Regions from separate parts of the Homo sapiens genome. Here region 2 is linked to region 1. Evidence: read pairs that join two places in POLR2A ChIA-PET (ENCODE). Cell type or tissue: HepG2. All regions are shown on one strand. Links, peaks and the distances in the headings refer to the core of each region. The heading gives the core; the rest is flanking DNA.

Region 1 (15,589 bases), core at 5,099-13,098:
CATGCCTGGCTAATTTTTTGTATTTTTAGTAGAGACAGGGTTTCACCATGTTGGTCAGGCTGGTCTTGAACTCCTGACCTCAGGTGATCTGCCCGCCTCAGCCTCCCAAAGTGCTGGGATTACATGTGTGAGTCACCACACCCAGCCGAGTGTGTGTGTGTGTGTGTGTGTTTTAATGAATACTGTTCTCTTTATTCACAGTTAGCATCCACTTAGACAAAATCTTATTGTTCTCTTTATTCACAATTAGAATCCACTTAGATAAAATCTATTAAACTCAGCCTGCTACTGATTTTCCCCACTTACCAAATAATAGAAGAACTTGGCGTTTTTTTAAATGCACGAGATTCATGACACTGACACAAATTAGAAGCAAGTACTGTTTGACATGATGGCATACGTCCAGCAATTTCATTAATCATTATTGTAAAAAAATGGGTTGATGGTGGATTCTTGGAAAGTCAAACAAAATTGCTGTGATAAGTCTTTGAAGCATGTTTTTGTGGACTCCTGTCTTAACATTACTCATTTTAAAGCCAATATTCTTCCTTTTATGTTTATGGAAAGTGCGGTACTGGCATCCATAGGGCAGAGATTGTTTTTATCCATAGAAGCAGGAATCCCTTTTTAGGGAAAGTGCTTGTGACCTTAGCTTGCTTAGAGCTCATGCAGAGAGGTCCTAGACGTGCTTTAGCAGCTGGGCTTGAGCAGGTAGTGACAAGTACTACCTTATGTGTGGATCTGTGCAGAGGCAAAGGAAACCAGTAGGGTTCCCCTCTGTTATGTTGCCATTAGCCTACTGATTGCTTCTTGTCAATCTTTACAAGCAGTGGTTTGGTAATAAATGACCTTGTCCACCAAGAACAAGAGTGAGTTTTCTAGCTTATTTGGGGTTCCTGTTGTCATTGTGTGTGTGTGTGTGTGTGTGTGTGTGTGTGTGTGTGTGTAGTTTGATAAATTACTTAAAAGTTTATAAAGGCCAGACACGATGGCTCATGCCTGTAATCCCAGCACTTTGGGAGGCCAAGGCGGGCAGATCACCTGAGGTCAGGAGTTTGAGACCATCCTGGCCAACATGGTGAAACCCCGTCTCTACTAAAAATACAAAACTTAGCCGGGTGTGGTGGCGCATGCCTGTAGTCCCAGCCACTCGGGAGGCTGAAGCAGGAGAATCGTTTGAACCTGGGAGGCGGAGGTTGCAGTGAGCTCTCATCACTGTACTCCAGCCTGGGTGACAGTGTGAGACTCTGTCTCAAAAAAAAAAAAAAAAAAAAAAACCCAACCAGCCAACCAAACAAACAAACCAAAGTTTATAAAATAACTCTTCCATTACTTCTTTACTACTTCCCCTTCCTTCTATCATTGTCATTTTCAACCTATGCCAGCTGTAAGTTGATAGGTATTCCTATAATGATTTCTGTGAATCTTGAAACCTGTTAATGAGATAATAAATATTACTATTCCCATAATTGCCAAGCTGACATAATTATGAGGATGTAGGGCATTCTGCTCTAAGACAATTATCATAGTAGATGTTCCCAGGCATCACATAGGCAGGCATTAATATTTAATCTTTAGTGTCTTCTACCATGTCTCTTTTGCTCTTAAATCATTGAGTTAATTTTATTCATTTTATTTTTCATTTCTAGAAATTTTATTTTTTTACTTTCTAGATCTTTTTTAAAATAATATACTGTTTTCTGTTACTATTATCTATCTTGCCTTATTTCTTATTTTGAACAGTATTTGAATAAATGACAATTCAAGAACTCATGAAAGACACCAATCTTTAGATTCAGGTAGCTTATTGAATCTTAAGTAGAATAGATAAAATAAATATATGTTGACAACAGAATAACATTGTAGAACACAAAGTTGAAAATAAAAAAGTTTAAAGCTATTAGAGAAAATAAGACAGATTCACTTCAAAAGGATGATAGTCTGATGACTGGATTCTCAGTGGTGATGATTAAAGCATAAGGTAGTGTAATGATATCATCACTGTGCCAAAAGAAAATAATTGCCAAACTGGAATTTGCATATCCAGTAGAAATATCTTTCAAAAACAAGAATAAACCAAAGACATGTGCAGACTAACGAATACTGAGAGAGTCTGCTATCAGGAAGAATCTAAAAGATGTACTTTAGGCTGATGATTCCAGATGAAAGCTGAGAAGAAAAAATGCATAAAGAAAGTGGTAAATATTTGGTAAGTTTAAATGAACTTATAAAACAATGATGTCTAAAGGGGTTTACAAGTTAGATAGTAATATTAAAAGAAAAGTCTGAAAAGCTATAATCTAAGCATCCATATTAACAGTAAGAAAAAAAAAAACCCGAAACCCAGAACATTAAGCCTAGATATGGAAGGAAAGAAAAATAAGAGTAAGACCAGAAATTAATAAAATAACAATAAGCATACAAAAGAAAAGATAAGATTACTCCTGGTTAGCCTGATTAAGTAAAAAACAGACAAAAAAGGGTGGCAGTACAAATCATATCAAGAATGAAAAAGAACACAAATAGAGATGCTGCAGGCATTGAAAGTATAACAAAGGGTTATTATAAACAACTTTATAACCATATGTTTGAAAAGGTAGGTGAAATGAAAAATTACAAGAAAAAATACAACTTATCAAAATTACTCAAGAACAATTAGAAAATCTAAGTAATTCTCTAGCCCATGAAGAGATTGAACCACAAATTAATAAACTTCTTACACAGATTTTTCTAGGCCCAGATATGTTCTCCACTGAGTTCTTCTAAACCTCCAAGGAGAAACGAACTCTAATCTTACCATCCTTACAGCCTAGTTTATGAAGTTAGCATGGCCTTTCACTTGAAGATCTTTTTACTGTCGTTGTCCTGGAATTTTGCAGTGATGTGAATCGGTATGAGCCTTCTTCTATGATTTATTATTTTGGATACTTGATATTAGGACTCTTTGATGTGAAGTTTTGTATATGTCTTTTTGAATCCCATTGAATATACTTAATAAGATGTCTTTTTATTTCTATTTTTTTTTTCTATTCCCCTCTCCCCTTTACCATTCTGTGTTGATCTTAGACTTTTGTCTTAGGCTTACCTCCAATGACTGGTGAATCATGGTGGTTCATTTATATTTAAGGATGAGAGATTAGGTAGATTTCATGGAGCTTTGAGTATTCAGGCAGAATTTGTTTATTGAAGTTTGCTTAAGGTAAATAGGCAGAGAAGGAGCTTACTGTTATGCTGAGAACCCCTAAAATGCCAGAATGAGGAAGAGTTTACTCTGGGTCACTAATACCCACATTAGTCCTGTGGTTGTCCTGTGTACTGATTCCAAAAGTACATGGGTCCATTGGAGAAACTTTGGAAAATAAATATAAACACTAAGAAGATGACAAAATAACTTGTAAGCCCATCCATCAAGTGTAGATTTATGTATAACCAAAAATTGGGACCATATTACCCATTCTGTTTTATCATCTGTTCTTTATACCCAATAATGTGTCATTTTTCCATGTCAATTAAATATTCTTCTAAATCATGGCTGTATAACAGTTATATACAGCCATATATACAGTTATATACAGTTATATACAGTTATATACAGAAGGCTGTATAACAGTTATATAAATGGTCTATATTTCTTTAGCTATTTTCCTACTCTTGGACATTATGTGTATGTCTATTTTTTCTTATACATAGTACTGTAATGTATATATTTACATCTAAATATTTGTACATACTTTCTTAACCTTAGTATAAACTCCCAGAAGTGCAAATAATATAGATGTTTTATGGCATTTGTTTTAGGATTTTTCACAGCTACTTGTACCCAAAATGCTTGAATCAGTCTAGGGCTGCAATATATTAAAAGTGCAGATAGATATGAATCTGTAGAAATCTCTAATATATTAATACAAATTGGTGTTTACATGGATTCCCTTTTCAGTAGCATGGGCTGGAAGGCCACTGTATACCTATAACTAAAATGTCTAGTGCCATCATTTCCTGCAAAATAATTTGTTGTATTTCTTCTCAGATTCCTTGCTCCTGCATGGTCTTCAGCTACTGTTGAAAACAGATTACTGTAGAACTAAAACAAAAAAAGGAAAAATGTTAATGCACTGGTTTATGGCATTTAAGAAAATAGGAACTAGGCTGTCGTACAGTTGACAAACATTGGTAAAGTTGTACTATCCCTTTGGAAGAATCCGTAGTGGGCCCAGTCCTTTCAGTGATTGGATACTTCTAGTAGGAACTACCATTTATTCAGTAACCCTATGCCCTCGTCACCAATCTAGGCATGTTTTGTACATTCCGCCGAAGGCTCCTGCCAACTTTGTGAGGTGGGTATTATCACCACGTCATAGATTTAAAAATGAGGCTTAGTGAGGATTTGAAACATTCCCTACTTTCACAGCTGCTGGTTGTCTAGAAGTCAGAAGAATGCAAGCCGCCTGAGACCACTGCAGTTGTTTTGTGCACAGGTGTCTCTCCCGCACTAGGTCAGTGCTTGAGATGTAGTAGGATCTCAAGAAATATTTGTTCAATGCTGAATAATGAATTGAAAGGTGGAATTTGAACCAAAGTCATTTTGAACTTGAAGCTCTTTCTACCAGGCAGGTGTCAATTTCTTTAGTTTTAGTGTTTCACTGAGAGATTGTGAGATTTGTCCCTATGTGATGTGCTTGTTCAGTGCTGGATGTCCCTTTTCCTGATTTTCATGTGACTAGTTATGTAAAGGGCTTCACATCAAGTTTCACTGCAGTTTCAGAGGATCTTCTTCAGATAAATCTAGCGTAACTAAAATGATACTGAGTGCATAAGAGACCAAGCATGCATGAACAACTGCTTGAGTGGACTTAGGAACTTTTTTTAGAAGAGATTCTAACTTCTGCTTTGAGCTTTTGTAATGCTCCAAAGTTCTTCAGGAATGTGTTGTCTTTGAATCTCCCTTTGAATATCTTGTAGAAGTTTCTTGGCACTGGATTTACTCAATAGGATCGAATCCCCATCCTCCAGCAAACGAAATCCCGTGAAGACTCCCAGCACCAGGCTGGTCTGAATCCTCACAGTTCTTTTTCAGAAAGCATGCAACTTTGGTCAAAGATCAGAGGACTGATAGGCAATGTAGTCAGCTGATTCATTTCAAATGGCACTTTCATACCGTCTGACACATTGGAATACCACATCCAGCAATCTACCATTTCCTAAACAAAATTTTGTGTGTATATTTGTTGTAGGTATCTTTTATGTAATGCAGACACAATGTCACTTAACAAACTGACTCTGTCAGCTTAGATGAGGAAAATTAGGGGATTTATGGTTTCTCCCCATTTATGTTTAATTAAATCACAGCTTGCTGATGTTCAGCTTAACGATTATTTGTTGAATGTTTACTTTGTGCAAGGCACCATGCTAGATGTGGAAAACACAGGGTTGAATAAATAAATCCATGCCTCTCGGGAACTCACAGTCTAGTCAGAGACAGACAAATCTTATGGAGCATGGTAAGAGCTGCAGTAACTAGGGGTGAGGGAAGACCTAGAGAAACATGGTGCTAGCATCTCCTCGGTGAGGAGGGTCTAGCAAGTCCAAGACCTCATTTCCCACCGGACTCATAACATAGCCTTCCACAATGATCCCAAGGGATCGTTCTGGGATTATTAAATCCAGTCCTGTCACTTTCATATTTCAGCGCCTGAACACACTCCACTGACCGCCCGCAGGCTGCCTCAGGACCCATTTGTTCCCTCCCTTTTCCCTCCAGCCCCTTCCCTTCCCACTCCTACCTGCCTCCTTTACACTCTGCCTGCCTAGGTTCAAATCTTGCTGTGGATGCTTATCAACCCCCGGTCCTTGGCAAGTTACTAACCTCTGTAGCTCACCTTCCTTAAACTGTGTTAATCGTAATCTGTCTTGTGATGTTATAGTTTGGATTAAATGATTTAATATAAAACTCTTAGAAAAGTGCCCGGCACGTAGGAATTACTAGAGAAGTGACAGCCATGATTGTTGTTGTTATTTTCTCCTTCCCAGGCTGGTGTTGTCTTTCCTACCTCTGTGGCTTTGCATGAAGCACCATGGCGTATATATGGTCACCACTATGTCATTTCTTAGGTTGCTTCTAACTATGTCATATCTTTATCATCAGCCTATGGCATCATTCCAGAGTTGTTGTTGCCTTTATTAGATTTATAAACTCTGACATTAGGACTTCACTGCAAATTATTTTTTTTTTTTGTATTTCCCCACAGAATCTAAATACATTGCATCTTGCAGATACTCAAACCTTTGTTTACTGACAGAGGGAGAGGTCCCTTTTTCTCCAAATCTCTCTTTGTAAAGCCTTTTGAAACCCTTTTCTTCTTTTCTGCTCTCCACTGTGTTGTTAGTATGTTAGCATTTTTTACATGTTTCTACTGAAGTCCATTGCAATCATTCGTTCTAATGCTTCCCCCGGCCAACTTCCTTTGTTTCTCTGTAAGGGTAGGAGTTGTTTTATTTGTATCTCTGGTCTTTAGTACAGGGACTGCACATTGTGGACACTCGTATTTCAATGAATGCCTGATACAGAAAGAATAATACACATGATATTAATGCCATTGTATTTGAGGGAATTGGTGAGGGAAAAAAATTTTTTTTTTAGTATTTCTTTTGACTCACTAAATGTCTAAGAACTAATGATTTAGTTAACTAAAGAAGCAGGAAACTCCAAATATTCCAAAAACTTTGCTTTTACTTTCTGTCTCCCAGTTTCTTGTTTTCTAAGATAAGATGTATTTCTATGGTTTCTTAGAAAATATTAAAATTTGAAAAATACCTAAATTGTTATGGAGATTAAAATGGATGGTAGATTATGATATTGATGAGTTAAACTGCTTTGACAGGAAAATTCAAACTAAATTAGGTTTCACAGCTCTGAAAATTATTGAAGGGGAATTTCCTACTAAAAATCATTCTGATTAGGTGTTTTGTAACAAAGTAGTAGATATTCTAAATTTCATCTTTTATGGATGTGACTGTCAATGAGAAATGATCATTTCTATTGTCATACTTTTGTTTCAGTTCTATGCTATGCCTCATCTTATAAAAGGTAAATCAAGAACTTCTTTTTAATAATGAAGAGGTGATTTTTAAAAGTCAGCATGTGTCTTCAGCTACTTAACAAGAGGATAAAGAGCTATATATAAACCATGTGTATTTTAAACCAATGGTTACCATTTAAATGCTTGCTTACCACCTAGTCTTTCCATAGTAGTTTTCCTGTCCATCTAGTTCTTCTACTCATATACTCATATCCAATTTGTCCTGCCCCTTTCAGCCATTCCACCCATGCCTTAATTCTCTTATCCCCTTTTGTATTCTGTTTTCCCCACCTTTCCCTCTCCCAGGGCATGTCGTCTTTTTTTTTTTTTTCCCCCATTTTCCCACTTCCACTCTTAGAATTTCAGGCCATTCAAGTTTGTTATATTCCATGATTTCAGATTAAGCTGGGCTCCCAGAGCTGGAGGGTCTTTTTACTCTTCCCTCGTTGACAGTCTTTGTTGTCGCCACTGGTTTGTTGCCATCTTTCACATGGGATGCCCTAAGCCCTCTCTATTCCTTCCACACTCCCACCCAGATGCTTCTTACTTGGCCAAGAAGATTGAAGAGGTTCCTCATCAGCTGTTTCTAGCTTCCTGTTGCTATACCTTAGTTTGTTTTGTGTGTGTATGTGGTGTTTTTGTGTGTGTGTGTATATCTTCCTCTCAGCCTTCTGACATGCCTATCTCTGAGCCTAACCCTCTGAGAGTATTTTATTGTATAAGTAAAATATGACTTGTTCAACCAGCTTCCTTAAAATGAGCTTAGGTTGTTCCTAGTTTTTTTGTTCATTTGTTTTATGAATACAGTTTTGAAATAAACACCTTGGACAACTATTTTGGCCACTTGTGAGAGTACAGTTAGTACTAGCTTTGCATGATTCTCTGACATGCACAAATTTCAGTTACCACAGTTTAATTAAATAAAACCAGCTCCCAACAACATAGTTCAAATTTCATTTACCAAGATATATTAACTGTGAGTAATTGCGTAAAGTACAAACTTTGCTGCTAGCTCATCAGTCCACAAATCACTGTGCAAATAGCAAGTGCAAGTTATGGTCAGTGACCAATTGCATCATTTCTTTCAAAATCTGCCAGTGATTAGCCCATAGGCATCTTTTAGTCAGTTCATGCACAGACAGCAAAAGCATGTAGTTGTGTTGTTGCTTTGCCTCTCAGAGGTAAACCTATATGACGTTTTCAAAAAGTGGATAATTGAAAAAGTGAATGAACTGATGAAGAATGAAAGTAAAGAAAAGAAAGGAGGTAATAATGCTGGAAGTGAAATTGAAGTCAAAGTAAATGGAGTTATGGAAGAAACAGCTAACCGTGGGAATGCTAACACTGCCATGGTGCAATAGACTCCAGATATGAAGCCAGAGGAGTCTAGTGAAGCTGAATTTTTTGACATAAATGAGGAGAGTGGTTGTGAGAAAAAGAATGAAGATATCCCAGAGGGAGTGACACTGCCACAAAACTTCCTCTTGGAGACATTTCATAATGTTGAAGGTGCAAAGCTTATGTGAAAACATTGGAAACTGATCTAAACTTAGAAAGGAATATGGAATATGACAATTCTCCAAGGCACAGAAAATATTCTCACTCTGTATTGTGAGTTATGTGATAGATGAGAAGAAGGTAAGTACTGTTTGGACTATTCTAGATAAGTTTACAGATAAATACAATTTCAATTCTTCATGGTTTTTTTTTTTTTTTTTTTTTTTTTTTTTCCTTGAGACAGAGTTTCACTGTGTCGCCCAGGCTGGAGTGCAGTGGTGCGATCTTGGCTCACTGCAACCTCTGCCTCAGCCTCCCAAGTAGCTGGGATTACAGGAGCCTACCACTGCACCTGGCTAATTTTTGTATTTTTGGTAGAGACGGGGTTTCACCATCTTGGCCAGGCTGGTCTTTAACTCCTGACCTCGTGATCCACCTGCCTTGGCCTCCCAGCGTGCTGGGATTATAGGCATGAGCCACCGTGCCTGGCCAATTCTTCATGTTTTTAATGTTTTAAATTATAATACACTAAATATAGATGTTTTACTATGTTTTATTTTCTTATACATTTATAATTGACAGTAAAACAGTTTTTGTTGTTGTTTTGGCTTGTTTTTTTTTTTTTTTTTAATTTTTTTTGAGCATCTTGCTCTGTCGCCCAGGCTGGAGTGCAGTGGTGCGATCTGTGCTCACTGCAACCTCCGCCTCCCGGGTTCAAGCGATTCTCCTGTCTAAGCGCCCCCGAGCAGCAGGGATTATAGGCGTGCATCACCATGCTGGGCTAATTTTTTGTATTTTTAGTAGAGATGGGGTTTCACCATGTTGACCAGGCTGGTCTCAAACTCCTGGCCTGAAGTGATCCCCCCACCTCAGCCTCTCAAAGTGCCTGGCCGTTTGTGATGTTTTTGATAGATATTTTTAGAGATTATCTTTCCATATAGTTGTGTCAGTTTACACCACCATCAGAAGTTTAGGAGAATCCATTACTATTCTCTTCTGATACCTTGTTCTGCTTATTTGCCCTTGTTGACTTGCTCAAGCTCTTCCTCTGATACCTCCTTATTTTAAGGAATATACACACACACACAAAGAAAAACACATGTTTTTGCATCCTTAAAGAAGGCTAACCTTTTGCTTTCTTTGCAAAAACTCTTCCTTTCTTTTATCCATTTTATTTTGAAGTAAGTAAGACCTGCTGCCTCACTTTCCTTACCATTCACTTCCTCTTAAGTCTTTGCAGTCACTTGACAGTAGGCACCTCGAGAGCAGAGGTCATGTCTGTTTTATTACTGAATGTCCAGTACATAGTCCGTACTCAATACTCTTCATCTGAAGGAATGAATTCTTATAAAAGCCTCCACCAACCATCTACTTGGTCCTATTCACCCATTCCTCCTGTCTCTATTATCTCTTCACCTTAGCTTTCCGGAAATACTACACCATCTTTCCATACCTCCACCCATTGTCCATTCCCGTTTGCATTTTCTTGGTTTCAGCTAAGATAGGCTGTTCATTATTTATCTGCCACCTTCCATGTGCCTGCCTTCGTGGAACCCTTCTTTATGCTGCCCTTTCTCCTAGAAGTTTGCTGTGTTCTGTCCTCTCTTTCCTTCCTCCAGTTCCACCTGGCAACATCACGCCATCATTTCCCCCCCATTCAGAGCCATGCCAAAAGCTTGCTCTAGGAAACTCTTTCTGATCTCCCTCTCCCTAACCACCCCAACCTTTCTCCTTCTTTAAACAACTGTAGAACTTTGCAGGCGGTTTGTAGGGCCTACCAAATATGGGCCACTGATGTGCTGTTTTTAACTTCTCCTACCCAAGTAGAAACCCCTTGAGCTATCTCTTATTTTTTCCTTCAGTGTATAACAGTCTTTGCGCATCATTGGTACTCAATTAATATTTTATTGAGGTGCCCTGTAATCTGACATTCCAGGGAGCTTTCAAGGAAACTTTGTCACACTAAAAAAAATTGAGGATTGTTTTGTGGGTTATTCCGCTCCTTTGTCTTCTAACTCACAGAAGTTCTGTCATGGTTCTTAGGGGTTGTAGGGTGTGTCCACTTATTTTAAAATGTCAAAGACCAGAAGAGTGGAGAATGGGAAAGTGGCAAAGTGTTAGCACTGGAAAGATGTTTAGAGATCACGTAGTCCAACCCTTAAATTTTATAGATGAATAAACTGGTATCTAGAAAGCTTAAGTGACCTGCCTGAAATCACACAACTAGTTTGTGGTAACACTTGGTCCAGGAGGTTGTCAGCTGACCCTCTTCAGGGCTCGTTCCCACAAGGTACCACAGTACATGTGAGGATGTTAGGTTTGGGTTTGTGTAGAACTGTTAAAAGAGGCATATAATATTCCACATATTGCCTTTAATGGATTGATACATAGGAAATCCAGACTCTGTAAATAGTTTTCTCTCTCTTTCCCTTAATAATTATAATTTTTATGACTAATTCATTTATACTAACTAGGAGAGTTTCTAATTACATTAACATTGGATGGTATAGAATGGTTGGTTGACATTTGAGTAAACTTTTTATTAAAGTATAAAATACAGAAATGTATACAAATCACAAGTGTATAGTTGGAATTTTCAAAAAGTGAACACATCTACGTGACTAGCCCCAGACTGGAAAAAAGAACAGCACCAAAAAGTTTAGAAACATTTAAAGCAATAAAACATTTGGAGAAATAAAAGGATTTTAAAACTATATAAGGCCAGGCCTAGTGGCTCTTGCCTATAATCCCCCCACTTTGGGAGGCTGAGGCAGGAGGATCCCTTGATGCCAGGATTTCGAGGTTACAGTGAACTATGATCATGCCACTGTACCCTAGCCTGGGTAACAGAGTAAGACACTATCTCTAAAAATAAAAAATAAGATAAAATATTTTTTAAAAAAGAAACCATGTAATTTTCTCTTTTCTCCCTACAGGTATTGTCAGTATGTGTGTTAACAACAATACTTGGTTGTATATTTGGGTTGAAACCAAGCTGTGCCAAAGAAGGTAATTAGGTGTGTGTGTGTGTGTGTGTGTGTGTGTGTGTGTGTGTATGTGTGTGCACAGCCTTATTAAGAATGTGATTGAGGTAAACATTATCTCCTATTCCTATGGGTACTCCATAGATATTGTCAATTCAACGCTGGCTTGAGCCTTTTTCCTGAAGTTCTTGTATTATATTAGTCATATAAAGTTCTACTTACAAAACATGGCCGGGGGTTCTGATGCTGTTGTCCTGGAGCCCATGCTCCCTGACTTCCTCCAGGGACTCAGAGGACATTCTTTACTGCTCTTTTACCCTAAGGAGTTAGTTGCTGAAGCAACCCTGTAGGTTACTAGGTGACAGTTACCATCCCTGGGCAACCAGAAACCTGTCAGTATGTGCTCTTAAGGTTCTAAAATTGCAGACATTGGTTGTTTCAAAGCCACAATGATATTTTTTTAAACTTCTAGATATATTTTTCTTTCCATCAATTGCAGAAATCTATCCAGCATTGACAAGATTATAATAAATAATTAAACTGGATCACAGTAAATCGTAGTGGTTATTATCTTGTCTTTGAGGTAGTTCCCCCCCCATCCTCTCGCAATAAAATCATTGATGGTCATTCTAGAGAATTCAGCTTTGAAAATTGAACAGGTTCTTCTGTTTGGCTATTCTGTGATTGTAATATTAATTATTTAAAAAATTTTTAGTGATTATTAAGCTATCATGTACTGTTGAAAAGTAGTAATTTTATGTATCAGTAAACTATTCAGAACACATGTATCTAAGTTTAACTGAAGTAAACAGTTACAGACTTTAGTGTTTACCTATGTCATCTTTTAGCATGAAGTGATTCACTCCTGAGTTGACACATACAAATTAAAAATGAAAAATAACAATTTTAATCCAAGCCCAACATAGTATGCATCATATTTTTAAAAATTATTAGGTGCATATTAATGAGCTCCAAGTAATAGCTATTATTCCAATAGACTTCCCTGACCCCCACTCCAGGTCAGGAAAGTTCGTATTTCTGACACTAGAAATTATTATTGTTACTTCATCTTCTTAAAATTGCCTGATTTCCCAGTGTCAAATGAGAGGTAAATTCCATGGCAGTGTCTTTTTGGGTCAGAACACCATTAAAGTCAAGAACTAAGATTATTTCTTTTTTGTTGTTGTTGGATGTCCCTTATTTTCCATGTGTTCCTTTTTTTCTTTTTTTCTCATTGTCCTAATTTTCTAGCTCTCCAGTGAAACCTGGCTTATTCAAGGTATCTAGTAATGAACTTCAACAGTAAAAAACTGTCATGAAAAGTACTTTCCTCCCATGTCTACCATTTATTCATTTAGCAAAAATGTGCTAATCTCAACTATATGGCATGCACCTGGCTGGGTTTTAGGGAGACAGTATGCTGGGCAAAGCCAGATGTGGTCTTGGTTTGCCGTCTAACTGGGATATTAACCAAATAACCTAGTTACGTGTGGAATTAAGTAATTGAGGGGAAGGACAAGGTTTTATATGAGCTTAAAAAAATGGAAATCAGGCCTAGCTGGGGAGTTAGGAAAGCTTTTTAGAGGGAGCCAGTCTGGATCTAAAGGTGAAATGGGTGTTTCAGGTCAGGGAGGGAAGAGCTATGCCAGGGAGCATGTTCTGAACAAACCCACTACTTCTTTACACCAGGATTGAGAGTGAGGCAGGCTAGGTAATCTTTTCCTTTCTAAAATATTCTTAACCACTTCTAAAAAAAATTTTTCCCACATTTTGAAATTTTAGGGAACCCCATGCCTGCTTAAGCCAACTTTTTCATAGCACAAAGTATTCAGAACAAGCCTTTATTCTGACTTTTATTTTATCACACCATGGTTATTTAAGTCTTATCAGACCCAGTAACGTTTGTAATAATAATCATTAAAAAGTTATCTTTCTTTCCTACATCAGGAGATAAAAATCACAAACCAGGCACATAAGGTTACTTTCTGTTTGTATCACTTTTTGTGTGTATTTGTGAAAAGATTTTTGCCTTACTTTATTACCCCATCTGTATTTTCTAAAGTAGTATTTGAACCTAGTGTACACCTAACTTAGTTGTATTCGTTGATGTTTACTTTGAATTATATAATGATTAGAAACATCTGACTTATCGTTCAATTTTTTCAGTTAAAAGTTGCAAAGGTCGCTGTTTCGAGAGAACATTTGGGAACTGTCGCTGTGATGCTGCCTGTGTTGAGCTTGGAAACTGCTGTTTAGATTACCAGGAGACGTGCATAGAACCAGGTAAGGATGAGCAGGGAAAAAAGTGGAGTTATGGTCATTAGGAAAAGATCAAGGAAAGTTCTGTGTCTTTCAGGTATGTGATTTACCTAATTCATTTGAATTTTTTTTAGTTTAGCATACATACACGTTTTGACATTAGCTTTTATATTTTCTTTCAACAGTTCCTTAAGAGAAAAAAATTTACAGAATTTCTCTGTTAAACATTTTATGGATAGCAGAACTTTGTCTATTTTTAATGTATGCTGAAAGCCTTTGTAATCTAATTTGCATTCAAATTCTAAAAGCCTGCTTGAAATATAGAAATATTTTCATTATGGTTCTTTGACGGCAAGAGATCTTATATGTCCACCTATATTTTTCAAAATAAAACTATCAGAATATGAAAATTTTCTTAGTTAGATTTGGAATTCTCTGCATATGACATGGAATAATTTTTAAATGAGAGAGATTTATTTATTTTTCATTAGTATTTATTTTTTAAAGACAGGGACTTGTTCTGTCACCCAGGCTGGAGAGCCGTTGCTCGACCATGGCTCGTTGCAACCTTGAACTCCTGGGCTCAAGAGATCCTCCTGCCTCAGCCTCCCAAGTAGCTGGAACTACAGGCTCACACCATTATGCCCAGCTAATTTTTAAAATGTTTGTAGAGATGAGGTCTCACTACATTGCCCAGGTTGATCCCAAACTCCTGGCCTCAAGCAATCCTCTCACCTTGACCTGAGAGTCAGACTTAGATTAAATTTTAGCAGGTAGAAGAAGCCAGGTCTACATATGAATTGCATATGGTAAGGTGCATCTAAATTTGAAAATGACAAAATTCTGGACTTTTAGTGAAATAATAATAATTGGTTCCTACATATTTTACCCCATTAGTTCAGAGTGGCCATGGTAGTGGCAGATTCTGTGAGTGACTAAGAGCTGTGAAATTGTTCATTGTTGCTCATGGATCATACTCAGGAAGACAGCAATTCTGTGTTCACTTTGGACATGTTGAATTTGAGACATAAAACACATTTTGCTGATGTTTGTTTCTAGAACATATATGGACTTGCAACAAATTCAGGTGTGGTGAGAAAAGGTTGACCAGAAGCCTCTGTGCCTGTTCAGATGACTGCAAGGACAAGGGCGACTGCTGCATCAACTACAGTTCTGTGTGTCAAGGTCAGGTGCTCGTTGGGCTCTGCAGCAGCCTGGTATCTTCCAGCGTCTTAGCGGGGCTTTACATAGGTGTTATCTTTTATATTAGGAGTCATGGCTATTGGCCAACTATATTAGCTGAAAAAAATAATTTTAAAACTTTTTATTAAAGAAACTTTTAAACATACACATGGGGAGAGAGAGTATGTAATGAACATTATACCCATCACCCAGCTTCATAATTATGATTATGTGCACACGGCCAATAATATTTTATCTATAACCACTCATTCCCCTGCCACCACCCTCTCATGTTATTTTGATAATAGCAGCACACTTGATGTTGTATTTGTGGAAAGATCCCTCTTACAGTCCTGGCTGACTTTTATGTCCCGGCTTCCCTCCTAGTAAATGGGGACACTGTCTGCTGTGCATTGAGAGAGTCGATGTGAAATTGTTTAGAAAGATTCGAGGGCATTTTGTAAGGTGATACTATTATGATGTCTTGTCCAGGTATTATTATTATTTTTTTTTCAAATTTCTTGACAGAACCTGACTCTATATGAGAGAGAACTAAGACACCAAAATACCAAGGATTTTGATGAGTGGATA
Region 2 (15,589 bases), core at 2,873-10,872, 91 kb before region 1:
AATGTATCACTATTATTAAGTGAGAAAGCAAGTGGTAGAACAATGTGTGTAGTCTACTGTCATTTTTCAGGGGTCGGTAAACTTTTCCATAAGGGACTAGATGGTAAATTTTTTAGGCCATACAGTCTCTCTTAAAACTACTTACTCTGCTGTGGCATCAAGAAAGCAGCCATAGATAATACAAAAAAGGAGTAAGAGTGGTTGTTCTATTAGTCTGCTTTCACATGGCTATAAAGAAATACCTGAGACTGGGTAGTTTATAAAGAAAAGAGGTTTAATTGATTCACAGTTTCGCATGGCTGGGGAAGCCTCAGGAAACTTACAATCATGGCAGAAGGAGAAGGGGAAGCAAGCACTTTCTTCACAAGGCGACAGGACGGAGTGAGTCTAAGCAGAGACAGGACAGAGTGAGTGTGAGCAGATAAAATGCCAGACACTTATAAAACAATCAGATCTCATGAGAACTCACTCACTATTACGAGAACAGCATGGGAAAAACTGCCCGCATGATCCAAACACTTCCCTCCCTCGGCATGTGGGGATTACAATTCGAGATGAGATTCAGGTGGGGACACAGAGCCAAACCATATCACCTATGTTCCAATAAAACTTTATTTACAAAAACAAGTGGAGGGCTAGATTGGGTCCCTGGGCTGTAGTTTGTCAGCCCCTGTTTCATATAATAAAATCTGGGCTGGGGGAAGCAGAAATTAATAGTAAAAAAGATAACATTTTTATTTTTTGCTCTTTGTATTGCCTGAAGTTTTTTTTTTTAACTCCTATATGTATTTCTTTCATTTTCAAAATAGAGTTATGAACCAAAGAGATCCCAGCAATTATTTCAGGGTCAATGCTATTGGTCAGATTTTGGGGTTGCTAGACTGGCAATTTTCCAGATATTTCTCTGATATAAAGATCAGTTCATCCAGGGACACAGGCTTTGTAGCTAATGAAAAATCTTGTGACCTGAACTTCAAGGAAAACAAATTCAATTGCTTTCTATTTCTATTAGAATTTCAACTGAATTATGGTTATTAATTACAACCAATTAAGATGTTAGTTTATTCCCACTGGATTTTTTTTAACATAGTTTCTTCACATGTAGAATTTAGGTAAAAAATTTATGCAGTGCAAAATGTGCAATACAGAGAGGCTGCAAGTTAAGACACAAATAGGAAATTATTTCCGGATACATAGCAACAATGTTAATACTCTTCATATAGAGACAATTTTTCCAATCAGTGTTCTCCTGCCCCACCATGGCCTGGAAACTAAATAAGATCACCTGGAATTTAGAACTCACAATAGGAAGACAAATGGTGGGTGTTTACAACCCTGAAATGAGTTTAATAACCCTGGATTTCCTCATTACTTCTGAGTTGGTCTGAAAGTGGCTAAGTTGTTGACATAAAAATAAAAAGAGAAAAATTAAAACTATGTATTTTTTTTGAGATGGAGTTTCATTCTGTCACCAGGCTGGAGTGCAGTGGCGTGATCTCAGCTCACTGCAACCTCCACCTCCCGTATTCAAGCGATTCTCCTGACTCAGCCTCCCGAGTAGCTGGGATTACAGGTCCCCGCAACCACACCCGGCTAATAAAATTTCATTTTTTACACAGAGATTGTGCAATATTATACCTTCCTTTTGCGTATTCATTATTCCATTAAAAAAGAAATATGTATATGTAAAGCCAGTTTGAATGAATGAATACTAGTGATTTAATGGATCATGAAATTATAGAGGATTTGGTGTATCTACTTAATAACTTTCAGTATGTAGCCTATATTTACAATGAACTTGTTTTATTTTTAAAAATCTGAAAATGTAAACAATAAAGTTAGTTACACTTTAAAATATTATTTAGAAAGGATTTTATATGTACACAAAGTTTGCAAGAATAGTATAGGCCAGGCACTGTGGCTCACACCTGTAATCCTAGCACATTTGGGAGGCCGAAGTGGGCAAATTACTTGAGATCAGGAGTTCAAGACCAGCCTGGGCAACATAGTGAGACCCTGTTTCTATTAAAAAAAGAATAGTATAAAGAACTCTTTATAACCCGTACCCAGCTACATCAATTAACATTCTCAGTATGTACATTTATATATAGTTTTATTTTTCTCACTGTACTTCTGAGAGTACATTGTAGTCATTATGCCCATTAACCCTGAGTACTTTAGTGTGCAAAGATCAAGGACATTAACTCACAGTAAGTTTAATGTTGGTACAATGCTATAAATAATCTAATTTATGAACCTATCAATTTTTTTCATATTTTCAACAATTCTTTAATGATATTTTCTTTTTTGGTCTAGGATCTGAAAGAGAATCATTCATTGTATTACTTTTTTCTCTTTGGTCTCTTATAAGGTGCAACAATTCCTCAGCATTTAACAAATAATGTTGATACTTTTGAGGAGTCCAGGTCATTTATTTTGTAGACCGTCCCTCAAATGGGTTTGTCTGGCATTTCCAGATGACTGGATTAACACAGTGCATTTTTGGCAGGGACATTACATTAGTGACATTTGTCCTCAGTGCTTCATATTTAGAAGCACATGATGTTCATTTGTGCCATCATTAATCCATGCCAGATTTGATCAGTTGGTGATGTTAGTGTTCATAAGTTTCTCTTCTGTAGAGACAGTATTTTTCCCTTAGCAATTTATAAGTTATTTGTAGAAGGATATGGAGACCCTACACATATCCTGTTTCTCATTAAATTTTTACCCAACAGCTTCAGTATCCGTTAATAATCTTTCCCTGATTCAATTTTTACGATGATAGTTGCAAAGGGAGTGATTCTTAGAGACTCCATTATTTTACGTTTATCAGCATTCTACTATAAGCAAAAGTGTTCTCTCACTTATTTTGTTATTTATTTATTTATTATTGTTTGTACAGACTCATTTTTTTTATTCCAACAGATTAGAATACATTAAGATCATTACTTATGTCAGTACTCAAATAGTCCCAGAGTTGGTCAACAGGAGCTTCTTTAAGTGGGGTCCTGGGTCATTTGTATATACCCCATTATTTTTTGAGGACTTTCTTATTTTCTAGTACAGAAAAAAAAATTCAGGATTATTTTGTACTTTCCCTGCACTAACTCTGGAATCAATTCTTCCTCCAAAATGCCCTGGTTCCATTTAGTGGGCACTGGTGCCCTAATTGCTTCTGGGGTATCATAACATCTAGGCATCTTCAGTCAACAAAAGTGGAATCTATATCTATGTCTCTTTGCCTATATCTATCATTGTGTTCATAAATACTGTAAACTTAAAGTAAAATCCTAAGTCTTCCACTGATAGAACAGACCCTCTGTGGCCAACAGGACCCCAGAAAAACCTTAAAACTGAGTTTCTGGCCACAGCCAGGAGAGAGGGGAGGTCAGACATGCCTCATTCTACCCACTCTCTTTCATGGTTTAGACACAATTGACCAGCATTAATGTTGAAATAGATATGGTAAGACTGACAGAACAGACTCTGTGGCAATAAGATACCAAATTATATACAAGACCAAAGGCCATGCCAGGCAAGGATGAAGTCATGCACCCTACACTTAAAGAATAAACTGCTCTATTTATTTATTTATTTATTTATTTATTTATTTATTTATTTAGAGATGGAGTCTCTCTCTGTCGCCTAGGCTGGAAGGCAGTGGTGCGATCTCAGCTCACGGCAACCTCTGCCTCCCGGGTTCAAGCAATTCTCCTGCCTCAGCCTCCTGAATAGCTGGGATTACAGGCACATGACATTACACCTGGCTAATTTTTGTATTTTTAGTAGAGACAGGGTTCCACCATGGTGGGCCAGGCTGGTCTCGAGCTCCTGACCTCGTGATCCACCCGCCTTGGCCTCCCAAAGTGCTGGGATTACTGTCGTGAGCCACCTCGCCCAGCCTAGAATAAACTGTTCTAACTGCCACAAGGGTTTTTCTGGTTTGTTTGTTTTGTTTTTTCTCTCAAGCACAGGCTTTGAGATAAGCAATATTAAAACAATGACAACTCGTCTCACTGACACTGACTAACAGAACCACTGTTCCACCAGCTATAACTACAGCTTTGATTGGACAAGGGCCTGATTTCAGTAACTTTCTTCTGATAGGGAGACCACCGACCACGGACTGGTTCTGACTGGTTTACAGAGGTTGCTCACTTGTGTGACTTTGTAACCTGAAAAGATCTTTCGATGTATAGGGCCCAACTGTAATACATTTGACAAGAACGGGTGCATTCAAGGTGGTATGGCCGTAGACATAACTGTAATACTTTTGAATGTTAAGTCTCCACCCACAAGTGAACATGGGTTATATGTTACATGCAGATTTGCTCAATACACATGTGTCAGGACCACCTTCATGAATATTTACAGCTTCTCCCATAACCTGTTAAATATGTATTTTTAGCCAGCCTCTTCAGCATAAAACTACTACTCCAATCTTTCCTGCTTTGAAGTGCTTGTCTGGTCTTAGCTAGAGGAATATTTCCCATCCTGTGGGGTGACCATTTTGCAGGCTGTAACCATTTACAAAAAATAAAGTCTTTTCCAAACTCACAGATTTGTGATTTTTTTAAAGTTAACACCACATGAATAAAAACCATGAATTCAATTATAATCCAATATTGCATAGTTTTTCTAACAACTTTCTATTTTATAATTGTATCTTCCTTCTCCAATAGTGAGAAATTTGGTTCCCAAAATCGTCAATATATTTATTCATATGCTCCAATACACGGAGAGTAAGAATTGCAGACTAACACCACTTAAAGAAGGAAATCTACCAAGTAGAATGCAAGAAGTGTTTCTAGGCTAAGAACTTGGTCAGAATATTGTTCCAGAATTATTTGGACTTGTTTTTCCCCCTTCAGTGTAGTTACATTATTCATTTGAAATATAGTACTGCTCATTTGTTTCTATTTATATTCTGTTAAGGAGTTTCCCCAACCTTGTTGAGTCACGTTTATTTGTTTTAGTGTATAAAATATTAACGATTTTAAAAGCCAAAATTAGATGAAAAGTGACACTCAGAAGAAGTGTCCTCCCTCCACTCTTTCTTTTTCCATCCACCCTGTGTTTACGACCAACATCATTTGTTTCTGGTTAATCATTTCTGTATTTGTTTTTGCAAAAATAGGCAGATAGATATATTTTTCTTATTTTCCTTTTTTATGCAAAAGAGGCATACTATATATTCCTTTTGAACTTTTTTTTTTAATATCTTTTTTATTTTTTATTTATTTTTTTTGAGACAGGGTCTTGCTCTGTTGTCCAGCCTGGAGTTCAGTGGCTCAAATAGGACTCACTGCAGCCTCGACCTCCTAGGCTCAAGCAATCCTCCTGCCTCAGCCCCCCGAGTAACTGGAACCACAGGCATGTGCCATCACACTTGGCTAATTGTTTTTTTTTTAATTTTGTGTCGAGACAAAGCCTCACCATGTTGCCCAGGCTGATCTCAAACTCCCCTGAGCTCAAACAATTCTCCTGCCTCGGCCTCCCAAAGTGTTGGGATTACACCACGCCTGGGTTTCTTTCACACTTTTTGAAAAACTTGACAGTATATCCCAGAAGTCACTCCATACACATAGGTCTTCCTCATCCTAGTTTATTGCTGCATAGTACTCCATTGTGTAGATGTATCATTTCATTACATCAGTCTCTTATGTAAAAGCTTTTAGGTTGTTTCCAACATTTTGTAACTACAAATATCCAGCAATGAATATTATATATATGCAGTTTTGCATTATTGAAAGTGTATCTTCTGGGCAAGTTCCTAGAAGTGGGTAAACATATATTGTGGTTTCATTTTAGAAAAAATAAAAGTCCTATATTGGCACAACCGTAATTCTTAAATTGGTGTACTTAAAATTTTAATTCACTGAAAATAATTTATTTTTCTTAATTATAAAAGTAATACATATTCATTGTAAGACTATCCGAAATGTGTATATATATCTATATTTATATATGCAAATATTTAAATCACACATAATCCCACAAGCAATGATTACAATGACTATATCCTATTAATACATGACTCTTGGGTATATCTCTTCTTTGAAATGCAGTGTTTTAATATGGGATTTGGGGAAATGTCAATTCATGTTACTTTGGTTCAGTGTTTTTTCCTCAGGGGAATTTCAAATTTTTCAGAAAATACTTGTGTCTTGAATATTTAGAAAATTTATTCTAGTGGAAAGTGTAACTTATCAGAGCAAAAGGAAATTACTGCTTGACATTTCAATAAATGCCTTAAGTTTTTACAAATTACCCAAGACATGTGTAGCTGAGAATTAATGTAGAATCATGCAGGTGTTGTTAAGAATCCATAATGTCAGCTTCCAGCACCAATCATCACCTGACTCAAGTTGTTTTTTGACTTTCAGGTGATAGAACTATCCCAAGCAATGTAATTCCCTTTCCTTTTTATTCTGATAACAATGAAATATGTAATAAGCCAAATTTTTGACAAGTGCTTTTCATGTAGATGAGCATTTAATACAACAGAACTGCTTGCTTTTGAATAGAGGGAACCACATATTACTGCAATTTTCAATTGTATGTATTTTGGGAGACAGGCATATAAGAGGGATATTTTTGTGAATTCCAATGTTACTGAATCAAGGATTACAATGAATTCTTGTTGGTAGAAAGGGGACTTTCTAACGCAAGTGAGGTCAGCTAAGATCTTGGGAGCAGACTTGGAAAGAAGGGAAATTCTCAACATTGGCTTATATTCCAGATGTAGTTTAAATTCTGAAATTTTATTTTTATGCATTTTTTGATCTTTCAGGGTATTTAGAGCCATAGTCAGGATTAAGAAGGCTCTGGGTCTGTTCTTCTAGAAAATGTCACAAACAAATGAATTTTCTGGGCAAGTGGAAACCTGCTTCCCCTGCTGGTAGGTAGGGTCAGGTAGCTAGAGGGGGATAAACTGGATAAAGGGGTGCACCTATTCATGGGCTAAGGATTCACCTCTAGCCACTAATTTAGCTGGAATTTAGTCTAAGAGAGTCCATCAGTGTTTGGTCATTTTAGAACCAGTAAATGAAGATTTTAGGAGTCTGTGTTTATGCTTACAAATTGGGCTGATCTTGATGTAAACTCCATCTGGTTTTGGCACTTGAGTTTATGTCCAAATTATATTTGGGTTCTTTGAAAATCCTCTTCCCCTAGGGAAATCTCTTTCCTTCCTCCGCCCCGTCCCCACCCCTGTATCACCACTACTCTCCCACCACCACTTGTCATTTGTTTACTTTGGGAGGGCTGGTCATGGGAATGGAAACAGGACATAAACTCTAACAGTTTTCAAAAACACAAACAAGGCTGTTTGAAGAAAGGACTTCCTCTTTACACAGCATCCCTAGCAGACCACAATCTCTCCTTCAATCAGTGGACTCACGCTTGAACAAACTTCCAGACAGGAACAAACCTCAGCCTTCCAATGACAGAGAATCCATGCAATTCAGACTTATCCCAAACCCACAGGATAAACTTAGCTGGATAACAACTCATAGTAAAGGGCAACACTGGACTTAGAGCTAGGCTGGTTCTGTTATCCTAACATACCGTGTTTACTAAGGTGTAGACATTCGTAGGTCTAGGAGAAAGCTGGAGAGGCCAGCAAGTCCATTTCTTAAGGACTAAATAAATAACATTCTGTTAACATTGTTCATACGTTTATAATGTCAGTCTCTGAGACTTTACAACAGTTTTCGTATTCCTGAAATTAAGAAAATATGTGTAATGATTAACACAACGACTTCCTCCTGTCTTGTCTCCTTAGAGTGATAACCACAAAGTTTGTTTATAATCGTCTCCTAAGGAATCATCTGCTCTCATTTGAGTGTTAGAAGGCAGTAGAGTATTGATAAGAGCATGGGTTCCTAAGTTATAGACACCAAGGTTTAAATCCTGTCTTCCTAGCTGTGTGATCTGGAACAGGTTCCTTAAACTCTACAATTTGGTTTTCTCTTCTGCAAAAAGGGGATCATTTAATACCTACCTTAGAGAGTTGTTGCAAGGATTTGATAACTTACTAGATATAAACTGTGTCCATCAGAGGCTGCCATGTGGTAGCATTATCCTCTCTCAGGCATATATAAAGCACACTTTTTGAATTAACCAGGCAATTCCGCTCCACTTGGGTTTACACACAAGTGATTCAAATTTGTGGATTGTGTCAGGTTGATCTTTGCCCTATGATTTGGAGGTTTGACTTCCATATTTCCTGCCAGATGAGTTAGTCACATTAATAGCATCCTTCATCATGGTTTGTGGTTGCCCCGATCTTTAAATTTGGTCGGCCTCTATTACAATCCCCATTTATTGGTTAGGTCCCAGGATATTTTTATCCTGTGGCCACATTAACAATTTTAAAAAAAAGGAAGCATGGCATGGTCAGCATTGTTACTTTTGGATATTGACAAAGAACTGCAACAGATTGGCCACAGTGGCTCAGATCAATAGGCCGTGGCAGTAGATACATCCTCCAAATCTGTCTAAATCTCATCTCAGAAAATGGGCTTAGCTTGCAGAGATTTCATCATCAACTCTCACCTCAGATTCTGACATCAGCCTTTTACAGCATTTAAGCAAAGTTTTCCACAAATTGAGAGCAGAAATTTAGAATTAAATCTTCAGTTGATTACTTTGATATAAGAGAGTTCATCAAATGACTCACTGTCTTCCTCTCTTGCTATCTCTGAATCTGGAACCAACTGTCTTCTGTAGTCATACAGTCATTCTGTAGTCTTGAAAGACTAGACATGTCTTGCCTATTCAAGATCTCGTTAAATCTATTTATTCAGTGAATGTTTATTGAGCTCCTTTTATGTTACAGACACTGTTCTGGGGGCTTTGGATAATCAAGGAACAAACTCGACAAAGATCCTTGCCCCTTACGGCCTTATATTCTAGCAGGGAAGACACAGTAAACAACAGGTATAGCAAATAAGAAAATTAAATTATGTGTGTTAGAAAGTGATAAATGCAGCCAGGCGCGGTGGCTCACACCTGTAATCCTAGCACTTTGGGAGGCCGAGACGGGTTGATTGCCAGAGCCCAAGAGTTCGAGACCGGCCTGGACAAGACGGTGAAACCCTGTCTCTACTAAAATACAAAAAAATTAGCCAGGAGTGGTGACGTGCGCCTGTAATCCCAGCTACTCTGGAGGCTGAGACAGGAGAATCACTTGAACCCAGGAGGTGGAGGTTGTAGTGAGCCGTGATCGCGCCATTGCACTCCAGCCTGGGTGACAGAGGGAGACTCCGTCTCAAAAAACAAAAGCAAAAACAAACAAACAAAAAGTGCTAAATGCCACAGAAGAGAAAAGGAGAAGTAAATAAGAGTAAAAAGAAGCTGTGTAGTCCCAGCTGCTCCAGAGGCTGAAGTGGGAAGATCACTTGAGCCCAAGAGGTCTAGGCTGCTGTGTGCCATGATTGTGCCACTGCACTCCAGCCTGGGTACCACAGCGAGACCTTGTCTCCAAAGAAAGAAAGAAAGAAAGAAAAATTGAATGTAGTGATGTTGTGAAGTGTAGGTTGCAAGAAATATTAAGCAGAGCACTCCGGGGAGACCTCTTTGAGATGCTGAAATCTGAGCAAAGATTTAGAGGAGGCAAAGTGTTAGCCAGGCTGATATATGGGGAAGCAGTCAACACAGGGACATGCACTGTGTTCAAGGAGCAGTAGAAGCCGGCACTGCTGTTAGAACACATTTCTTTTCCTCTCAGACCTCTTATAACCATTTCCTAAGATCCATCTCAAGAATAAGAAAGTAGGCTGTGTTCAGTGGCTCATGCCTGTAATCCCAGCACTTTGGGAGACGGAAGCAGCAGCAGCGTTTGAGGCCAGGAGTTGAGACCAGCCTGGGCAACATGGCAAAACCAATCTCTATTAAAAATATGCACACTCACACACACACACAAATTCGTTGGGCATGGTGGCGCACTCCTGTAATCCCAGCTACTCAGGAGGCTGAGGCACTAGAATCGTTTGAACCCGGGAGGCAGAGGTTTCAGTGAGCCAAGATGTTGCCACTGCACTCCAACTTGGGGCAATAGAGGAACAGAGGAAGACTGTGCCTCAAAAAAAAAAAAAAAAAAAAAGGTAAGAAACTAGATAGAGGGGAATTTATTTTCTAAAATTACAATCAACTAAAAAAAGTGTTCAGATTTTGTGGGGGTTTTTTGTTTGTTTTCTAGTTAGCAAAAACAAGTCTATTGGCAATAAACCCAAGTATAACTGCATTTTACACATTTTATAGTATTAGGATACCATATGAAATTGTCATTTTTGTAAGTCCAAAACTCTTGAATACTGTCAATTGCATGTGTTTTGTACCTTAACCTCAGAACTTCTGATGACACTATTTCTCTTAAAATTAAAGCGTATATATCACATTTATTATTTTTGAAATTATTATAGACTCACAGAAAATTGAAAAAAATAGCACAAAGAGCCCAGTATACCCTTTAGCTAGCTTCCCCCACTAGTAACATGTTACATGGCTGTGGTAAAATATCAAAACCAGGACATGTCACTGGTACAATACTGTTAACAAGTCTACAGACCTTTCTCAGATTCCACAAGTTTTTACATGCACTCATAAGATATTACTTTTTAAAGTTTACACAACCAACTTTTTTTAAGCAACTCTGAAAGTAGGCACAGATGCAGCAAGTAAGGTTCAGAGAATTTAGAATATTGTTTTTAGTCTAGTGTATCGTCCCCCTCTGTGCAGAGTATGGGATGGCCAATAGGGTGAAACCAACTGGATTTAAGGCTCTTTCTGAAAACTTTTCTTTCTGGGACCTGAACTATTCCCATAGGAGAGGTGATAAATTCTTCCAATTCTTTATGCCTCTTTTGAATTGTATATATTCCCAAGAGATTAATGCGTTCAATTCTTAGTTTTGTTTTTCTGGGATATGGAGAGATAATGTTTGCACAAGTGCTGTGGGTAAAGCTTCGAGGATAAGATGCTGATAATGGAATGATCAGCAAAATGGCAGACTGGAACTCTCCAGGGCAAATACTCTCTCCTCCCTCCCATATTTTCTGCAGGGGAGCTGTATTCATTAGGTATGTCTGGGACAACCATGGAATGTGCCTGCCTCAGACAGGATGGCTGATATTTTAAGAAACAATGGCTAAAAAAGAGATCAAATATTAAAATCTGAAATTTCCTTGTCTTTATTTAAAAATAAGAATAACTTAGATAATATGCAAATATAAATTTTGAAACCCCAAAACAGCAAGGTGAAAGTGGAAAATAAAACTATCCTGTGTTTCAAAAGGCAATTAAAGAAAAACAGCACACCACACTGTAAGACTGGAAACCAGTTGTCTGGAGGTTTTAGCAGTGCCAATGAGTAGAGAAAAGTTTCCATATAATTCAATAACCAAGTAGAGTCAGAGTGACTCAAGACTTGTCTGGAGTTTAGACTTATTTGACGGAAACTTCGTAGGGCAGGTTTTCCTCTTTCGCCAATTTGACTTTACAAGCCAAGGCCCACATACTTGGAAACAGTAACTGGACAATTACTAAATGGTTGCTGAGTGATGGAGTAAATAGTTGGAAAAAAGTTTGAATTTGGATTCATGACAGCTATCAGATAAGTCTTATTCGCATGTTCAAGACAGTTTTATATGCTATTAGGACACACTGCTGTTGAAGAAGAAGTAGAAATTGTCTCTGTATTTTCAATTAAAATTCAACTTAATCAAATGTGTTATACAAACGTATATAGAGGAAAGGCTTTTTTAGAGTTTTCAAAAAGTTTTTTTAAAAATACTTGCATTGGAGGTCCATGTGTTTGCAGAAACTACTGTCATGGGCATTTACAATTATTTTATTTATTTGATTGTATATATTTAAGGTGTACAACATGATATTTTGATATGCATATACATAGTGAAATGCTTACTAGAGTCAAGCAAATTAACATATCCATCATCTCACATAGTTGCCCTTTTTTTTCTTGGTAGCCAGAGCATCTAAAATCTACTATTTTAATAAAAATCCTCAATTTTAAGAGGCCATACAGGTGAAGGCTGTCACACAGAGGGAACTTAAGTCAAAAATCCCAGTCCCATCACTTAGGACTTCAGGGCTGTCCAGACCATTGTCATCAGAAACCAAAACTCAGGGAAAGGACAGGCTGAGGCTGAAAGCAGAGCTGAGAGAGTCCCTGTCACTTTCATATTGTATATCTATCCCTATGTGTTTATGGATATATAACCCTTTTGTATATTTACCCATCTGATAAAAATTACATTCTCTTTGCTGCAGAATTTCACCACAACCACACCTCCCACCCTTACTCACACACACACACACACACACACACACACACACACACACAGTTGTGCTGGGTAAATATTGTAAATATTGTGATAAATTGCTTTAGACGGAGGGTAAAACATATTCAGGGGTCAGACTTGACTAACACTAGATAGTGATTGTTGTGTTTTCTGGTTTGTTTTTGCTGTGGGGGTGATGGATGTTGTCTGTGGCGGGCATTGTTGGCTACATGCCTGGGTTTCTTTTTCAGTAACTGAGGAATCAAGTCAAAGGCTAGATTTGAATGTCAGCACAATATACAGGATTTTTGAGAGAAAGGAGTTTGGAGGCAAATCTTGAAGCTTCACTTCTTTTAATTTTGCAGGGTGGTGGATGATGTGATTTCTCTTCCTCAATTCCCCTAGAATTCCTCTTCAGTAAAATTGATATTATTAACCAAGTCACTGTGGTGTTGGATCTATTTGGGAGATGTGGCAAAATGCTGAGTTTGGCCTCAGAACGGGCACAGGGTGAGAAGAGAAACTCCCAGGGGATTTCAGGCTCATGTGGGTCAATTGGACTTCCAGGCAGTCATCCATTTCCTCTTAATTGAAAATGCTGCTAGGAGTACCAGGTTATCTGTTGTTAATACTTTCCCTCTAAGTTTAGAATGCTGAAGCAAAAAAAAAAAAGACTACTTTCCTAGGCAAGTATTTTCTTCCCCATGTACTTTATTATTATATTTTTATGTCACTAACAAAAATTTATCCAGTTAACAGGAAAATCTCAGGGGTAAAGAGAGATAAATTAAACACTTGTACTGAATTTAAAATATTATCCTAAGGACTAAAAATAACCTCTTAATCCTACTTATTACAAAGCTATAAATATTTACTGTAAACAGAGAAATATTGATAGGCAAAAGAAATAAGCATTCATGGTACCATCAAGCAGAACAAATCACCACTAATATCAGGATGTGTATCCTTCTAGCACTGCTTGTATAGGGTCATAGTCTGTGTATTGATTATTATCTGTACCTATTTCCAAGCACTGTACCAAGTGCTCTGCATACATTATTTCATTTAACCTTTCCTTTATACTATGAGGTAAATGCTATTTTACAGATGTAGAAACTCTTGGCTATTCAAAGGGGGAGTAGAATTGAACCCTTTGGAACAACTGTAGCTATCCAGACAGACCCTGGCCTACTCTGAAGAATCCCATGAAGAGGTTTCAGGGACATCAAGAAATCTAGACCAAATTCAAATCTCCTAATATACTCAGGAAATAATTTGGAAGTATCCAACATAAAAAGAGTCATCTGCATGTAACAGAATGTATCCTCATACTTGGTCAGTTTCCAAACATGAAAGCGTTAAGGTTGCCAAGGGAAGAACCAACCTGTCACAACCAAAATACTCTATGTGGCTGTGTTTGAAGCTTACCTGTCTTTGGTAGATTTGTTAGAGCAGTTAGCATTATTAATACTAATTACTACAACGATTGATGATAGTGGTGGTTTCAAAAAAGAATACGAAAAGGCAACATGATGAAGTGAAAATATCTTTTGCTATAAAAAGCACACAATATAACACTTTCCAGCTTTAACAAGCTATGTACTATTTCATCGTGTTTAACTTTAAGTCTGCTTAACAGACGTACTGTAGATTTGGGAAATGTGAAAACTTTTTTCCAAATGAAATTGTTAAAGGCAAATCTATGATATATGACTCACCTACAAGACTTCCAAGAAACCAGTACTCCTGGATTTCCTTACACGTGGTGATTCAGTCTTCCAGGATGTTTAAGCAGTTGTCCTAGAAGGTGGGTGGCAAAGAAAAACTAACAGAAAAAAGTAAAGAATAGAATATGTCTATTTCTGCTATTTGCACCTATTTTTTGGACTATCTGATATTTTAGTTTTTCATTTTCAAATCTATGATTTGTGGTAATTCACTTTGAGATGTGTTATGAAGGACGACTGGAGCCATTAGGAATTCAGTCTTTTTAAGTAGATCCTTCCTTCCTTCCTTCCTTCCTTCCTTCCTTCCTTCCTTCCTTCCTTCCTCCCTCCCTCCCTCCCTTCCTCTCTCTCTCTTTCATTCTTTCTTTCTTCCTTTCTTTCTTTTTCTTTCTTTTTTTTCTTTTTGAGACAGAGTCTGACTCTGTCGCCCAGGCTGAAGTACAATGGTGCAATCTCAGCTCACTGCAACCTCTCTCTCCTGGGTTCAAGCGATCCTCGTGCCTCACCCTCCTGAGTAGCTGGGACTACAGGCCCATGCCACCACACCTGGCTTATTTTTTCTGCATTTTTTTAGTAGAGATGGGGCTTCACCATGTGGGCCAGGCTGGTCTTGAACTCCTGGCCTCAATTGATGTGCCCGCCTCAGCCTCCCAAAGTGCTGGGATTACAAGAATGAGCCACCACATTCGGCCTGGTTTTTTTTTTTTTTTTTTAAATATTTTGTTCTTGGTCTTTATTGTGTTCTCACTGTCACCCCTGCCCCCGCTGCCCCGGCCCCGTTAACTCCCCTGGTTTCAGGTTGTTGGATGTCACTTCTCACTTTGCTGTTGTGTGACTGCCTATACCAGCCCTGCCTGTCACTTTTCTCACTTGTCTCACAGAGATGGTGTTATGGGCTGACTTGTGTTCCACTCAAAATTCATATGTTGAAGTCCTAACCCCAATACCCCAGAATGTGACTGTATTTGAATGTAGGGTCTTTACAGAGGTAGTTAAGTTAACAGGAGGTCATTAGGATAGCTGTAATCCTATATGACTGGTGTCCTTATAAGAAGAGAGAATTTAGACACAATTACAGAGGGAAGATGACCTGAAGACTCAGGGAGAAGACTGTCATCTACAACCCAAGAGAGAAGCCTGGGACAGATCCTTCCTGAAGAAACCAGCCCTGCTACACCTTGATTTTGGACTTCTAGCCTCCAGAACTGTGAGAAAATAAAATTCTATTGCTTAGACCACATAGTCTGTGATATTTTGTAATAATAACCCTAGCAAACCAACACAGGTTGATTTGGAAATCATCTAACAGGTTACTTAATACAATAAAAACTATTAATAGACTTGTGGTTGTAGAGTATAAGAACAAATCTACAGCAAGCTCCTATGAGCTTCATGCTGTGAACACTGGCTATGTCAAATCATTTTATGCTGCCTTCTTAGATGCAAGTATTCATTCATCCCATTATTTACTCAATCAATGAATATTTACTGAATCCTTTCTACATACCAGACATTGAACCAGACATGGCTCAATGAGGACTTGGTGTAGCCCTT

The links. Peaks named below come from ENCODE experiments on the same cell type or tissue, not always from the same donor. Only the 100,000 strongest peaks of a DNase experiment are listed, where the experiment ranks them.
Region 2: POLR2A ChIA-PET joins it to region 1 with 15 read pairs; 2 of 35 experiments call an interaction of 5 or more read pairs at or near these places.

The regions. Positions count from the first base shown.
Region 1 is chr6:131,836,267-131,851,855 of GRCh38, forward strand. It overlaps ENPP1 (ectonucleotide pyrophosphatase/phosphodiesterase 1), which reads left to right. Exons shown (of 25, transcript NM_006208.3): 2 at 11,510-11,582; 3 at 13,724-13,840; 4 at 14,876-15,001. Among named protein-coding and RNA genes, the nearest start is that of ENPP1, 36 kb to the left of the region's middle. In HepG2, for the core only: no CTCF peak of the experiment used is centred there; a DNase peak (open chromatin) is centred at 8,135; H3K4me3 peaks cover 4,470 bases.
Region 2 is chr6:131,747,608-131,763,196 of GRCh38, forward strand. No RefSeq gene overlaps it. Among named protein-coding and RNA genes, the nearest start is that of MIR548H5, 37 kb to the right of the region's middle. In HepG2, for the core only: no CTCF peak of the experiment used is centred there; DNase peaks (open chromatin) are centred at 7,394 and 8,194.